Linked DNA regions of Homo sapiens: region 1 is linked to region 2. The links are chromatin contacts, found by Hi-C or POLR2A ChIA-PET in ENCODE. All regions are on one chromosome and are shown on one strand. The core of a region is the stretch at or near the end of the contact, and the rest is flanking DNA. Distances in the headings are between cores, read along the strand shown.

Region 1 (4,059 bases), core at 814-3,313, 93 kb after region 2:
GAACTGGATTTGCAGGTATTGCTGGAGCCAGAGCGAAGCCCGGCCACTGTCACCATGGGCTCCAGCCTCGCCTCTCTGGGCCTGGTGGTGAGCGGCTTCAGCAACAGGTTTCCGGTCCCCGCAGAGGGTCCCACTCTGAACTCCCGATTTACAGACTGTTCTCGGGCCGTGATGAGGATTAAGACAATGCAACTAAGAGCACTCTGACTACAGAAGCATGATTTAAAGCTCCACAACCCTGCAATAACCACGAAGAAAAATAAAAAGCGGCTAGTCCGCCAGGCACGGTGGTTCATGCCTGTAATCCTAGCACTTTGGGAGCCCGAGGCAGGCGGATCTCCTGAGCCCAAGAGTTCAGTAACAGCCTGGGTAACATAGCAAGACTCTGATCTAACAACAAAAAAAAATTAGACCAGGAACAGTGGCTCACATCTGTAATCCCAGCACTTTGGGAGGCCGAGGCAGGCAGATCACCTGAGGTCAGGAGTTCGAGACCAGCCTGACCAACGTGGTGAAACCCCATCTGTACTAAAAAATACAAAAATTAGCCAGGCATGGTGACACGCACCTGTAATCCCAGCTACTCAGGAAGCTGAGGCAGGAGAATCGCTTGAACCAGGGAGGTGGAGGTTGCAGTGAGCCACATCACGCCACTGGCCTTCAGCCTGGGTGACAGAGTGAGACTCCGTCTCAAAAAATAAATACAAAATTAAAAAGCCAGGCGTGGTCCACGGTCCCAGCCACTTGGGAGGCTGAGGTGGCAGGATAACTTGAGCCCTGGAGGTCAAGGCTGCAGTGAACGGTGATCACACCACTGCACACCAGCCTGGGGACACAGCCAGACTTTGTCACAAAAAAGCAAAAACAACTGGCCAGTGTATGAGGGGCTCGTGTTTTTTGTTTGTCTGTTTGTTGAGACAGAGTCTCACTCTGTCGCCAGACTGGAATGCAGTGGCACATTCTCGGCCCACTGCAATCTCTGCCTCCTAGGTTCAAGCAATTATCTGCCTCAGCCTCCCAAGTAGCTGGGATTACAGGCGCCCGCCACCACGCCCGGCTAATTTTTTTGTATTTTTAGTAGAGACGGGGTTTCACCACCTTGGCCAGGCTGGTCTTGAACCCCTGACCTCATGATCCACCCGCCTCGGCCTCCCAAAGTGCTGGGATTACAGGCGTGAGCCTCCGCGCCCGGCCAGGGGCGCGCGTTTTTAAAACATGGGAGAGGGAATTGTGCTTCACAATCACCATCAGGTGTCTCGATATCGGGTGCCACGCCGTCCCGCTTCTGAGGCGCGGCGGCCCACTTTGGCAGGCCGAGGCGGGTGGATTACCTGAGGTCAGGAGTTCGAGACCAGCCTGACAAACATGGTGAAACCCCCGTCTCTACTAAAAATACAAAAAATTAGCCGGACGTGGTGGCGCATGCCTGTAATCCCAGCTACTTGGGAGGCTGAGGCAGGAGAATCGCTTGAACCCGGGAGGCGGAGGTTGCGATGAGCCGAGATCGCGCCATTGCACTCCAGCCTGGGAAACAAGAGCGAAACTCCGTCTCAAGAAAAAAAAGGAAAGACCCCCCCTCCTTCTCCCGCCGGAAATACCCTCTTTCAGGACGGCGCGCCTGTGCGGCGCACGCGCGCTCAGTTACTTAGCAACCTCGGCGCTAAGCCACCCCAGGTGGAGCCCAGCAACAACAGAGCCACCGCGTCCCCCACCAATCAGCGCCGACCTCGCCTTCGCAGGCCTAACCAATCAGTGCCGGCGCTGCAAGGAAGTTTCCAGAGCTTTCGAGGAAGGTTTCTTCAACTCAAATTCATCCGCCTGATAATTTTCTTATATTTTCCTAAAGAAGGAAGAGAAGCGCATAGAGGAGAAGGGAAATAATTTTTTAGGAGCCTTTCTTACGGCTATGAGGAATTTGGGGCTCAGTTGAAAAGCCTAAACTGCCTCTCGGGAGGTTGGGCGCGGCGAACTACTTTCAGCGGCGCACGGAGACGGCGTCTACGTGAGGGGTGATAAGTGACGCAACACTCGTTGCATAAATTTGCGCTCCGCCAGCCCGGAGCATTTAGGGGCGGTTGGCTTTGTTGGGTGAGCTTGTTTGTGTCCCTGTGGGTGGACGTGGTTGGTGATTGGCAGGATCCTGGTATCCGCTAACAGGTACTGGCCCGCAGCCGTAACGACCTTGGGGGGGTGTGAGAGGGGGGAATGGGTGAGGTCAAGGTGGAGGCTTCTTGGGGTTGGGTGGGCCGCTGAGGGGAGGGCGTGGGGGAGGGGAGGGCGAGGTGACGCGGCGCTGGGCCTTTCCGGGACAGTGGGCCTTGTTGACCTGAGGGGGGCGAGGGCGGTTGGCGCGCGCGCGCGTTGACGGAAACTAACGGACGCCTAACCGATCGGCGATTCTGTCGAGTTTACTTCGCGGGGAAGGCGGAAAAGAGGTAGTTTGTGTGGTTTCTGGAAGCCTTTACTTTGGAATCCCAGTGTGAGAAAGGTGCCCCTTCTTGTGTTTCAATGGGATTTTTATTTCGCGAGTCTTGTGGGTTTGGTTTTGTTTTCAGTTTGCCTAACACCGTGCTTAGGTTTGAGGCAGATTGGAGTTCGGTCGGGGGAGTTTGAATATCCGGAACAGTTAGTGGGGAAAGCTGTGGACGCTTGGTAAGAGAGCGCTCTGGATTTTCCGCTGTTGACGTTGAAACCTTGAATGACGAATTTCGTATTAAGTGACTTAGCCTTGTAAAATTGAGGGGAGGCTTGCGGAATATTAACGTATTTAAGGCATTTTGAAGGAATAGTTGCTAATTTTGAAGAATATTAGGTGTAAAAGCAAGAAATACAATGATCCTGAGGTGACACGCTTATGTTTTACTTTTAAACTAGGTCAAAATGCAGATCTTCGTGAAAACCCTTACCGGCAAGACCATCACCCTTGAGGTGGAGCCCAGTGACACCATCGAAAATGTGAAGGCCAAGATCCAGGATAAGGAAGGCATTCCCCCCGACCAGCAGAGGCTCATCTTTGCAGGCAAGCAGCTGGAAGATGGCCGTACTCTTTCTGACTACAACATCCAGAAGGAGTCGACCCTGCACCTGGTCCTGCGTCTGAGAGGTGGTATGCAGATCTTCGTGAAGACCCTGACCGGCAAGACCATCACCCTGGAAGTGGAGCCCAGTGACACCATCGAAAATGTGAAGGCCAAGATCCAGGATAAAGAAGGCATCCCTCCCGACCAGCAGAGGCTCATCTTTGCAGGCAAGCAGCTGGAAGATGGCCGCACTCTTTCTGACTACAACATCCAGAAGGAGTCGACCCTGCACCTGGTCCTGCGTCTGAGAGGTGGTATGCAGATCTTCGTGAAGACCCTGACCGGCAAGACCATCACTCTGGAGGTGGAGCCCAGTGACACCATCGAAAATGTGAAGGCCAAGATCCAAGATAAAGAAGGCATCCCCCCCGACCAGCAGAGGCTCATCTTTGCAGGCAAGCAGCTGGAAGATGGCCGCACTCTTTCTGACTACAACATCCAGAAAGAGTCGACCCTGCACCTGGTCCTGCGCCTGAGGGGTGGCTGTTAATTCTTCAGTCATGGCATTCGCAGTGCCCAGTGATGGCATTACTCTGCACTATAGCCATTTGCCCCAACTTAAGTTTAGAAATTACAAGTTTCAGTAATAGCTGAACCTGTTCAAAATGTTAATAAAGGTTTCGTTGCATGGTAGCATACTTGGTGTTTTGTCATGAAATTCTCTAGTGATGTGTGGGTACGCTTAAAACTGGTGAAAATGTTTAGGGATTTAATTTTGAGATTGGTAATGTGCTCAAAGTTAAGTCACTTGACTTTGGTATACACTTGGGTGGGCTGAGGGGCAAGAGCCTTCTTTGCTGTTTAAGTCATTACAAGTTAGGATCCTGGGTAAATGGCAAACTTTCTGAAGCTCGAATTTAAAGTCTGTTGGGAGGCCGAGGCAGGCGGATCACGAGGTCAAGATATGGAGACCACCCTGGCCAACATGGTGAAACCTTGTCTCTACTAAAAGAAAAAAATTAGCTGGGCGTCGTGTCGC
Region 2 (3,912 bases), core at 1,077-3,576:
CAGGAGAATCACCTGAACCCGGGCGGCAGAGGTTGCGCCACTGCTCTCCAGCCTGGGCGACAGAGTGAGGCTCTGTCTCCAAAAAAAAAAAAATCCATTTTATGGTTAGATTTGGGGGCTTCAAGCCGTATGTGGAAAAGGCTCTCTTAGGGCATTTGGTCTGTCTGGGCTCCTAAGCTGCTTAGAAATGAGGTCCTTATCACAGCAGATACTTAATAAAAGTGCACTGATCTTTATATACCTCTTTTTTCAGTCCTTTTTCTTTTTCTCAGATCGCCTTTTCCTTCTCTTACTTATCTTTTCCCCTATTTCTTTTCTCTGCGTATGGCTTAGGTTAGTCCTTGGCGGTGCAGAGACACCCCCCAGAAGTTGTTGGACCCTGCTGCAACCTCCCTGCAGCTTAGACTTCATTTCTTCACACTCCTGTATTTGGAGCAGCGACGCTAGTGCCAGGCCCTCAGACCAGGAGACAGTTGCTGCCTCCCACAGTGGCCCTTGGGGGGCGATATTGGCAGTCCCAGGTTAGGCTTCCACGTCCTTGGCTAGCCTTAAGGTTAGCTCTGAACTCTACTGACCTTTGCTCGCTTTGGATGACAAAGGAAATGATCGAGTTTAGAGATGGGCCAGAGGTGGGTGGAGGGGTGGCTGAACCTTCCGGCTTGCGCTGTACAAGCCACAAGACCAAATAAGGGCGTGTGAGCCGCCTCCGTCTGTATTAAAGTTCAGAGTGCAGTGTGCAAAAGTGGGACTCGGTTTTCAGAGATAAGCTGTTACCCAACCCTGCTTGAGTTCCAGCAGCGGAGGCTGCGAAGTCTCCTGCTCTGAGCAGGGCTGGGTCTGGGGGAGAAAGACCTGGGCCCCTGGGCTTGCTTAGCTGGGGAGAGGAAAGAAGGGGGGCTTCCCTCACCAGCACCTGGTGACTGAACGGACCCACAACCCCACAGATTTTCACAAAGGGTTTCCATGACTCTCCCGACTAAAATGTGCCGGCCAGTGTGACTCATTAGAATGTGTAGGAAAGGTCACTGTTTGAGGATATTCAGCCAGTGGGGGAAAAAACCACAACGTTATTTTAATGAACGCTTTTAGCCTGGCTTGTTTCCTGAACATTAAGGTCTAGGGCGGGACTTCGAGTTTGGGGCCTTTTCCAGAGGTATTAACACTGTGTTTGCTAAATACACCCCAGGGAAGGAGTCGTCGGGCTTCTACGAGTCACACTTAAAAGACTGGCAAGAGTTGGCTTCTTCTGTTGTGTTCTTAGCTTCCAAAATAGTAGTCTCTCCTCAGAGCCAGACGCGCAATGCCATCATGTTAATGAGGTGCCTCATGTGCTTCAATAGCCACTGACTGATGGTACCCCGAACCTGCCTGGATTCCTCACCTCTTCCCCTGCCCATCTCTCCTTCCCGCAGCAAACTGCTCATCCTGCAGCAGTCCGAACCTCTGCCTCATTGGCCCTAAGCTTCCTAAGGGAAGGGACCATGACTTGTATTCATGTTTATATCCCTAAAACTCAGCCCTCTGTTTGGCACATAGTGTGTGCTTAGTCCAGATCACTTAAATGTACAATGATTTCATTCTCTCGGAGCCCCGCTCTGGTGGTGTGGGTCCCTGGGGACCCCTCCAGATGCCTTTCTCCAGCCATGGCTGCGCAGGCACCGAGAAGCCGCAGGCTGGTTCCAGCTCACAGCCTCTCGCCTCAGGCCCACACTGCTCCTCCTGCTGTCTGCCCCAGGGCTTGCGATTGCCCGGGGGTCCCCAAGCGGGCTCAACTCTGAAAGATTAGAGAGCTAACAGCCTATGGAGATAAATACTTCCTTCTTTATCTTCCTGGGAAGATGGACAGTTGTAAGATGATTTTCTTACAACTTTCAGACAGTCCTGTGGGAACACACAGCCAGTGCCCATAAGTAGGGCCACATCAGTAGAGCATCCCTGCTTCCCTGCCTTCTCCATCTGTCAGTGGCTTCTGCTCCTGGGGTCACAGTCCCCAATAAAGTACACACTAAGCCTTCTTCCTAGGGGAGCTGAGACTCGAATACATTCAGAGCCCTTTAAGAAGTTCTCTCACAGACTTATTTTTGTTTTCAAAATTCAATTCCTCTAAATATATTTCTGTTCCTCTTTCGTCTAAGTCTCATTCTTTTTGACTGAGAAGTCAGAAGCAAAATTAAAGTTTAGTGACTAGGGTTTTTTTGTCCTGTTATACGTTGACATTCCTTACCGTGGGTGTATCTGTGCTTTCTTTGCTCTTACTCTGAACATGCCCAAAAAAACTCTTGTGTTATCTTTAGCATATTTCATAAGCCACAATTCAGGAAGTTAGAGAAATTGCTCCCTGGTGCAGAGCAACAGAACTGCCGACCTCTTTCCACTCCAATTGCGGTGAAAGTGATATCTCTCTGCCTGAGCTGACGTTGGCCTTTAGGCTTCTCTAATTATTTCCTTAGGTTAGATTTCTAGAAACACAGGGTCAAAGGGCACAGATATTCACATATAGGCAAGTTACCTTCTTCTTGAGATGTAGCAATTTAAACTCATAACAGCAGTACATAACAGTGCCCCTTTCTCTGTGTCTTTCTCCAACACAGACATCTTGCTTTAATTTTGCATTTATTTGATTCTTTCTGAGAAGCAGAAGGAATATATGTTGGCCGTTTGCATTTCTTCTTTTCTAAATTACCTGTTTTCTTTCCTTCCTTCCTTCCTTCCTTTCTTTCTCTTTCTTTCTTTCGAGACGAAGTCTCACTCTTGTTGCCCAGGTTGGAGTACAGTGGCTCAGTCTCGGCTCACTGCAGCCCCCACCTCCCAGGTTGAGGCTATTCTCCTGCCTCAGCCTCCCGAGTAGCTGGGATTACAGGTGCCTGCCACCACGCCCAGCTAATTTTTGTATTTTTAGTAGAGATGGGGTTTCTCCGTGTTGGCCAGACTGGTCTTGAACTCCTGACCTCGTGATCCACCCGCCTTGGCCTCCCAAAGTGCTGGGATTACAGGCGTGAGCCACTGCGTCCAGCCTATTACTATTATTCTTTTTTTCTTTTCTTTTTTTTCTTTTTCTTTTTTTTTGAAACCGGAGTTTCGCTCTTGTTGCCCAGGCTGGAGTGCAATGGCGCGATCTTGGCTCACCGCAACCTCTGCCTCCTAGGTTCAAGCAATCCTCCTGCCTCAGCCTCCTGAGTAGCTGGGATTACAGGCACGCACCACTGTGCCCGGCTAATTTTGTAGTTTTAGTAGACACAGGGTTTCTCCATGTTGGTCAGGCTGGCCTCAAACTCCTGACCTCAGGTGATCCGCCCACCTCAGCCTCCCAAAGTGCTGGGATTACAGGCGTGAGCCACCACACCTAGCTAAAAATTCTTTAATAGGTCTCTTTAATGTTTTAAGTAGTCCTAGATTTCCCCTGTGAACCATCTTGAAAGTTTTGCCTTTTATTCTCAGTTCTCTTTTGCTGGCTTCTTATCAGGAAACACCACCTGACTGATTTGAGATGTAAAGTGATGGAGTGCAAAGACCACAGGTCTCTGTATTCAAAGGTCTAGGTGCAAGGTACAACCTTACCGGATATTTCAGAGCTTGTCTTTTATAATTTTTGAGCTGAGAAGGTCAGGTGAGATAAACTGTATGGACTGGAATTCTGATTTGAGATGTAAAGTGATGGAGTGCAAAGACCACAGGTCTCTGTATTCGAAGGTTTAGGTGCAAGGTACAACCTTACCAGATATTTCACAGCTTGCCTTTTATCATTTCTGAGCTGAGAGGGCCAGGTGAGATAAACCCTATGGACTAGAATTCTGAAAGGAGAGCAGTATGTCAACAAAGGAGGATTCAGCAACTGCCTGATGCAATCTCTAGTTATCTTCGTCCTGCACCAGCAGTATATGATGCTATCTCATCCAACTCCATTCTTCAGAT

The links. Hi-C counts contacts between places; a loop is a spot of excess contacts on that map. ChIA-PET counts read pairs that join two places held with the same protein, here RNA polymerase II (POLR2A). Pooled maps may share reads with other maps.
Region 1: a loop to region 2 is called in a map of PC-9, with 9 times the contacts of the local background. The contact joins the promoter of UBB here to the enhancer-like site in region 2. A Hi-C loop is called at or near these places in 5 of 168 maps with a recorded cell type or tissue (Caco-2, K562, PC-3 and 2 more), 16 of 37 single-sample maps with no recorded cell type and 19 of 50 pooled maps. POLR2A ChIA-PET finds 5 or more read pairs at or near these places in 31 of 52 experiments (A549, AG04449, AG04450 and 26 more).

What each region holds. Positions count from the first base shown.
Region 1 is chr17:16,379,028-16,383,086 of GRCh38, forward strand. It overlaps UBB (ubiquitin B), which reads left to right and starts at 2,064. Exons shown (of 2, transcript NM_018955.4): 1 at 2,064-2,157; 2 at 2,875-3,713. The coding sequence starts at 2,881. The coding sequence ends at 3,570. LOC124903937 (a long non-coding RNA gene) reads right to left here and starts at 319. Exons shown (of 2, transcript XR_007065643.1): 1 at 1-319. RefSeq lists an enhancer at 1,764-2,043.
Region 2 is chr17:16,285,490-16,289,401 of GRCh38, forward strand. The region is part of intron 2 of PIGL (phosphatidylinositol glycan anchor biosynthesis class L); the gene reads left to right. Among named protein-coding and RNA genes, the nearest start is that of MIR1288, 5.4 kb to the left of the region's middle. RefSeq lists enhancers at 254-1,243, 408-457, 2,328-2,457, 2,718-2,767, 2,788-2,837 and 1 more. Within about 2 kb of position 2,327, at least 26 of the 41 ENCODE cell types and tissues checked have a DNase peak (open chromatin) inside an H3K27ac peak, as active enhancers do; they include B cell, CD4-positive, alpha-beta T cell, CD8-positive, alpha-beta T cell and 4 more, where a contact is called at or near this core.